Linked DNA regions of Homo sapiens: region 2 is linked to region 1. A link is a loop called in an ENCODE intact Hi-C map of the cell type or tissue named here. Cell type or tissue: ascending aorta. All regions are shown on one strand. Links, peaks and the distances in the headings refer to the core of each region. The heading gives the core; the rest is flanking DNA. Region 1 overlaps LINC00299 (long intergenic non-protein coding RNA 299). Region 2 overlaps LINC00299 (long intergenic non-protein coding RNA 299).

Region 1 (2,910 bases), core at 221-2,720:
GGGGTGGACGATGCAGTCACTCAGGTCTGTCCTACTCCCAAGGACATTGCCACTCACATTGCCCCATATTGCCTCCCACTTGGCACTAGGCTTTGTTAGACACACTCTCCTCTCCTATGAGGCCAAATCCTCATGTCTCAGTGAAACATTCTAACCTGTCCTTCCTGCACATCGGTCACTGGCTGCTTCCATCGGCCCTGGAGTTTAGTTCAGGTACTCCTGCGGACTTTCCTGCATTATCTGTTGTGCCTCAGGGACCAGGTGGGAAGGTGCTTCTGGAGCCACAGTGCTGAGCCAGGTGCCTTTTCCCTCAGGGAGCTAAAAGGGCCCGCATAGCGCAGTGGGAAATGGATTCCAACTGCTGGGAAGCTGGGAGCTTCTCAGGGAAGAGGCAGCGCAGGAATTGGTCTTTGATGAATAGCAGAATCTGAACAGCAATGGAGGAGAGACCAGAAGGTGAGAGTCCAGGAGGGGCACAGTGTGGGCTGTGCACAGAGGGCAAGGGACCCCATGGGGCCCTGACTTGCTTGCTCTTCTTGGGTTGGTTCATGGGGTGAAGGGCTTGGGGCCTGGGCTCTCCTGTTGAACTGCAAAGAGGTTGAGCAGCATGGCAGTACTACAGGCCCTTCGCCCCTCCAGCCCCCTCCAGTCATGCTCTCCTCTCTGCCCAAAGTCCCTCTCTCCTGCTCATTCTGTTTCAATTTTTTTTGTTTGTTTTTTTTGTTTTTGTTTTTTTTTTAATTTTAGTTTTATTTTGTTTTTAGAGACAGGGTCTTGCTCTCTTCCAGGCTGGAGTGCAGTGACATGATCATAGCTCATTGCAGCCTTGACTTCCATGGGCTTAAGGAATCCTCCTGTCTCAGCCTCTAGAGTAGCTGCAACCTCAGGTGTGTAGCAGTAAACTTGGCAACTTTTCTTGGGGGGGGGGTACAGACAGGGTCTTTTTATGTTGCCCAGGCTGGTCTCAAACTCCTGGCCTTGAGCGATCCTCCCACCTTGGCCTCCCAAAGCGTAAGCCACCATGCCTGCTCTCTGTTTCAATCTTAATCCCAAAGCCTGGTCCATCCTCTGTAGCCAGGAGCTCTTCTCTGCACCTCCAAGTTGGGATAAATAAATGCCACTGCTCTGCACTCACCTCCACTGAGCACTTCCCACACTTCTGATGTGGCAAATGCCAATTAGATAGTCAGGGCACACGGGCCAAACAAGCTCAGCTGAACAGAACCTGTTTAGGTAGACTGGGTATAAACAGCACCTTGAAGGAACTGTAATTCTGGCAGCTTATGGGTACTGAATCCCAAAATGGATTTAAGGGCAACAGCAGCCCATGAAACAGTTGGGGTGAATGAATGAAACACAGCAAAGCAAATCGCCCCTTGGCATTAGTGTGACAGAACCGAGTGCACATTTGGGTTCTTTTGCTTATTAACAAGAAGACTGTGAGAAACTTCTTTTTGTAGCCTTAGTTTTTTTTACTTCATGGAATTCTTGGGTGTACAGTGCCCGGCCACAGCTCCCTAAATGGATCTATTCCTACACGGATGGGCTGCTGTCTGTTTCTGCAGTGCCAGGATGCCTTCTTTCTGGCGCCTCCAGACGGTGACCTAAACCAGCCTGTGAACTGTGCTCAGTTATGTGGGGAACGTCCTGGAGCCAGTTATGTCTGGTGCACCGGCTGCTGGCCCAACTGTGATGAGGTTAAATATAACATCGATGACTTCACGGGAGCCTGCTGGAGCGGCTGTGCCTCCTGGCACGGCGCCTCCTCTGCCCACTGTCCTGTCCACTGGGCACAGAGCGGCCGGCCAGCGGGTGCAGCTCCTCATCTGCAGAGCCTCTAAAGGACCTTCCTGCTCTGAGATGTCGGGATTCCCCCAGAGGCTAACGGGAGAAGGCAGACATCAGAGCTGTGGTTGCCGTTTCTTCCCTTATTTCAGACCCAAGTGTGTGGGCATCACGTCACATATGTTCCAAAGAGTGGTGTGGGCCTTCTGTGAGGGTTAGAAATGGCCCGGTCCAGGGCAGTTCTGGAGCTTGGGTATGGTGGTGGATGGCAGGGCTGGAACCAGAACCGGGTTTCCGGCCTCCTGGTCCTGTGCTGGGCAAGGCACAGTGCCAGGGCAATCCCACCTTGATGGCACCATTACTCATCCCTAGAGTTCACAACACCAGCTCAGGGCCTCGTCATGGTTGCTGCCAGCATTCCGTGCCAGGAGGAGGGACATGGAATAGGCTCATGGGCAACTTCCTTCCTGGGAGACAGTTTTTTGAACAAGCTGAGCTGACCGGGAAGAGTCCCCCGTGTGGTTCTTGGGGCTGAAATAAGTAAAATAATCCCCACCACTAGCCCCAGGAAAAATAAACAAACAAACAGACAAACAGGCAAAATACCCATTACAAAATCTAAAACCCTTCTTTCTTGAAAACGATACTCCTGCTATTGCTGTTCAAGGACCACCTGCGTGCCCCTTGGGGCCCACTGAGCACCTGCCTTCATTCTCTCCTTCATTTACGGACTCGGTCCACCCACACAGCTCACAAACCCAGGTCATCTAGGGCCCTGGATGATGGAGTCCACAGAATAAACCCCACATTCTCCTAGTTGCCACCACTCACCACACCCTCCCGTCCTTATCTTTATTCGACTCAAGAGACCAGCAGTTATCGGGCAAGGTGCAGAGGTTGGTACCGTTGGCTTTTGGGCTTCTGTAATGTGCTAGTCTGGGTTCTGCAATTAGAGTCTAACTTCCGAGAGGGTGGAGACTTCTTTCTGTAACCACATCCCACAGCATCCTGATGAAGAGGGATTTTATGAAGTCTTTATTTAATGTTTTAATAATTATTATATAATAAACAAGAAACTTAAAAAAATTAAAAAAACAGTTGTGCTGTATACGTGATGCAAAGTTT
Region 2 (2,910 bases), core at 96-2,595, 85 kb before region 1:
GGTACAGAGGGAGTAGGGAGTTCCTGGTAAACATTGTCTCTGGAAATATACCAGAATGAATCACTCTTTTAATATCATTATTCCAGCGATACCTTTGACAATTATTATTTAATTTTGTTTCTAAATCAAACAAAAGTTTTGAGTTGCTTTCTCTTCTCCTTTCTCATTTTCTTAGAATGAGCAGTGCTGTGTAAGATAGTGAGTGTGCACACATATACACACACACGCATTTGGAGTTTTTCTTTCCAACAGAGAGAATTCTGCGCTATAAACTCTCCTTCAGTTAGATTATATACAAGTGTTGACTTTCAATTCATACCTCTGATATGAGTCATTGAGTGCTCTGATTCTTAGTTTATTTGTGCTGCTTTCAGTAAAATGGATTGAATGTGGGGTTATCCAACCATGGTGTGGTGCCTTGCTGCCTCTGACACGGGGCTGATGAGATCTGAGTGCTTGGCACTATCTTACAGGAATGTCAAAATCAGATTTGGTCGGTAGCCAGCTTTCTACCTTCTCTGGAACATGGAGAGAACATCTGGGAAAAAGCTCAACTTATTACCCACAGCCCCAGACATTCCCATACCACCTCATCTCTCAGAACCTGACTCCACCCTGCTAACTGGCCTTGTGTACCGCTTCCATAGCTGACCATGGTCACGAACCTGCTTTAACATCTTATCTTTGTCTTAGAGGCGTTATACAGAATCATGGCTCAATTTTTCAAAGCTCACAACAAAACCACAATATCTATTTCTAAATTAAAAATTCAGATTTCCAGACTTCCCTAGCTACTGTATCTTCTCCCTCTCTTTTGGAGAAATTGTCTTTCAACATCTCCTCCAGAGTTGAGAGTTTTAAACCCATCCTCCGGGACAGGCTTCAGGGGTTCTCTGAATCCTCTTTCACATTCTGTGTAAACTTCTCTGTGTTTATGAGCCTTTGTCTATATTTCTGGAGGGAAGGCCCACCTGTTTATCAGATACTCATAGTGACCCTAAGGCCTCTCATGGGTTAAAAAATCTGTTACAGAGATTTCCCATGATTTTGAAGGCAGAAAGGATCTGAGATAGTGCTTAATTGAAACTCTCATTTCACATACAGGGAAACTGAGGCCCATAGAGATATAATTCTTTTTCTCAGACCAGTGCAACAAGGTAGTGACATCATAGCATGGGAGTCCAGAAGCAAAAATTTGATATTTTTTAAACTTGTAAATACCTTCCATTGTTCCTCATCTCACCTAAGATTGGATTCTGGGAAGCCTGGTAATTTGTGCACAGGGAGTAAGGAGGTTAGATGACTGTCTTTTGGAAGAACTGTTTTTCTCCTTTGCTTTTTTGGTAATTTACTCTGAAAGCTGGTAGGTATTTTATTTCCAGACTTGTTCAGAAAATCCTGTTCACGCTGTTAAAGTCTTTGCCCATGCAAATACCCAGTGCTGTTCTTGGCCAGCAGGAACCGTCACACTGGGACGTTGCTCCATTGTGCGTGTGTGCACGTTTCCAGGCATGTGCGCAAGTGTGCACTTGGTAATGCAATTGCAAAGCAAACTGCAAATGCCCATAATAGGAATCAAGAGAAAAGTCTCAAGTTAGACTTTTGTTTAACACTTGGCTTCCTAGAAGTTTGTAAAGAAGGTGTCTGTTTAGGGAAAGCCTTATTAAGCCTGGATGGTTGCCCTTAGCAAATGAAAGTGTTGACTAAACCTTGCTCTCTGTTGTGAAATGTAAGTCTAGTGAAATTCAAACACATTGTAAATTTACTAATCAGCTGTAATCAAAGTAGAGGGATATAAATACTCCCAGAGGGTGGCTCCCTGTGAGGACAACTGATGAGGTGACTTGGGAGGCCGTGGGTGGCTCTTAGGAGAGTTAAGGATGTCCATGGCCATCCCTGCTCCAGCATGAGCCTGTGTTTGTATGAAAGCACAGACTCCAAAACATCCTAGAAGATAGCTGAGAGAACACCTAGAATGAAACTTGTATTTTACCAGAAAACTAAGCCAAGGTCCCTAGAGAAATGGCTTTGCTTAGGCTTCACACTGTGGCTCAATGGCAGGTCAGAGACGAGGGCCCCACACCTCGGTGTCTAGCCAGGGATCTGGCCCTAGCACCGTGTTGCTGAGTCATGTCGGGCTGCCTAGGGGATGTCGCAGAAGGAGCTCCTGGAGGACACATGCGTTCATCATCTGCTCAAAACTGCACAGCAGGTGAATGGTGACATTGACACATCAGAAAAATAACAGACTGCTTGGAGGGCGACGTGCTAAGCACTTAACGGGAATTATCTTAGTAAGTCTTTACGCCACTGTGATGAAGTAGGTAGCGTTCTCATAATTGCCATTTTACAGATGAGGACACTGAGGTTCTGGGAGGTTAAGAAACTTGCCCAAATGATGTAGTAGGTGGCCAAGCTGGAATTCCAAAGCAAGGATTTGTAAAGATTATGCTAATCAAAACTCCCACTGCCCTTGTCTGTTTTTGTTCTTCCCCTAAAGCATACCTACGTTTTCTTGTCTCAGGGAGCATGATGTGTGAAGGACTTTGGTTCTCATTGGCCAGAGACACCGAGTCCATCTCAGTCTGAAGTCCTGGGATCTGAGATTCCCTGAGTGTGTGGATTCCCTGCTAGGCAGGATGCAGTTTGACTGACGAGTTCCTTTTCTTTTATTTTCTTCTATTTAGCGACTTGCTTTTCCTGATATCCTCTTTTAGGAGGCTGTTAGGCCCCTGGGCCAGAGGCCTTTTATAGCACCCAAAAAATTGCCTTGTAGCAATCTGACAATTTTTTATAATAATTTGGGTCTTATTTCTAAATACAGTAACAATTTGGGGTCTTTTGTGTTATTTTTGTGTTTTGGCTCACCATCATTCAGTTTGGATTTTGTTGTGTGAAGTTCCCCAACTC

Evidence for each region. A loop is a pair of places that touch in the nucleus more often than their neighbours do. Peaks named below come from ENCODE experiments on the same cell type or tissue, not always from the same donor. Only the 100,000 strongest peaks of a DNase experiment are listed, where the experiment ranks them.
Region 2: it touches region 1 in a loop (2.3-fold over the local background); 2 of 110 quality-filtered maps call a loop at or near these places.

What each region holds. Positions count from the first base shown.
Region 1 is chr2:8,219,017-8,221,926 of GRCh38, reverse strand. The region is part of intron 7 of LINC00299 (long intergenic non-protein coding RNA 299); the gene reads left to right. Among named protein-coding and RNA genes, the nearest start is that of LINC00299, 110 kb to the left of the region's middle. In ascending aorta, for the core only: no CTCF peak of the experiment used is centred there; DNase peaks (open chromatin) are centred at 1,716 and 2,096; H3K27ac peaks cover 2,220 bases.
Region 2 is chr2:8,304,260-8,307,169 of GRCh38, reverse strand. The region is part of intron 2 of LINC00299 (long intergenic non-protein coding RNA 299); the gene reads left to right. Among named protein-coding and RNA genes, the nearest start is that of LINC00299, 23 kb to the left of the region's middle. In ascending aorta, for the core only: no CTCF peak of the experiment used is centred there; DNase peaks (open chromatin) are centred at 1,489, 1,869 and 2,019; H3K27ac peaks cover 2,500 bases.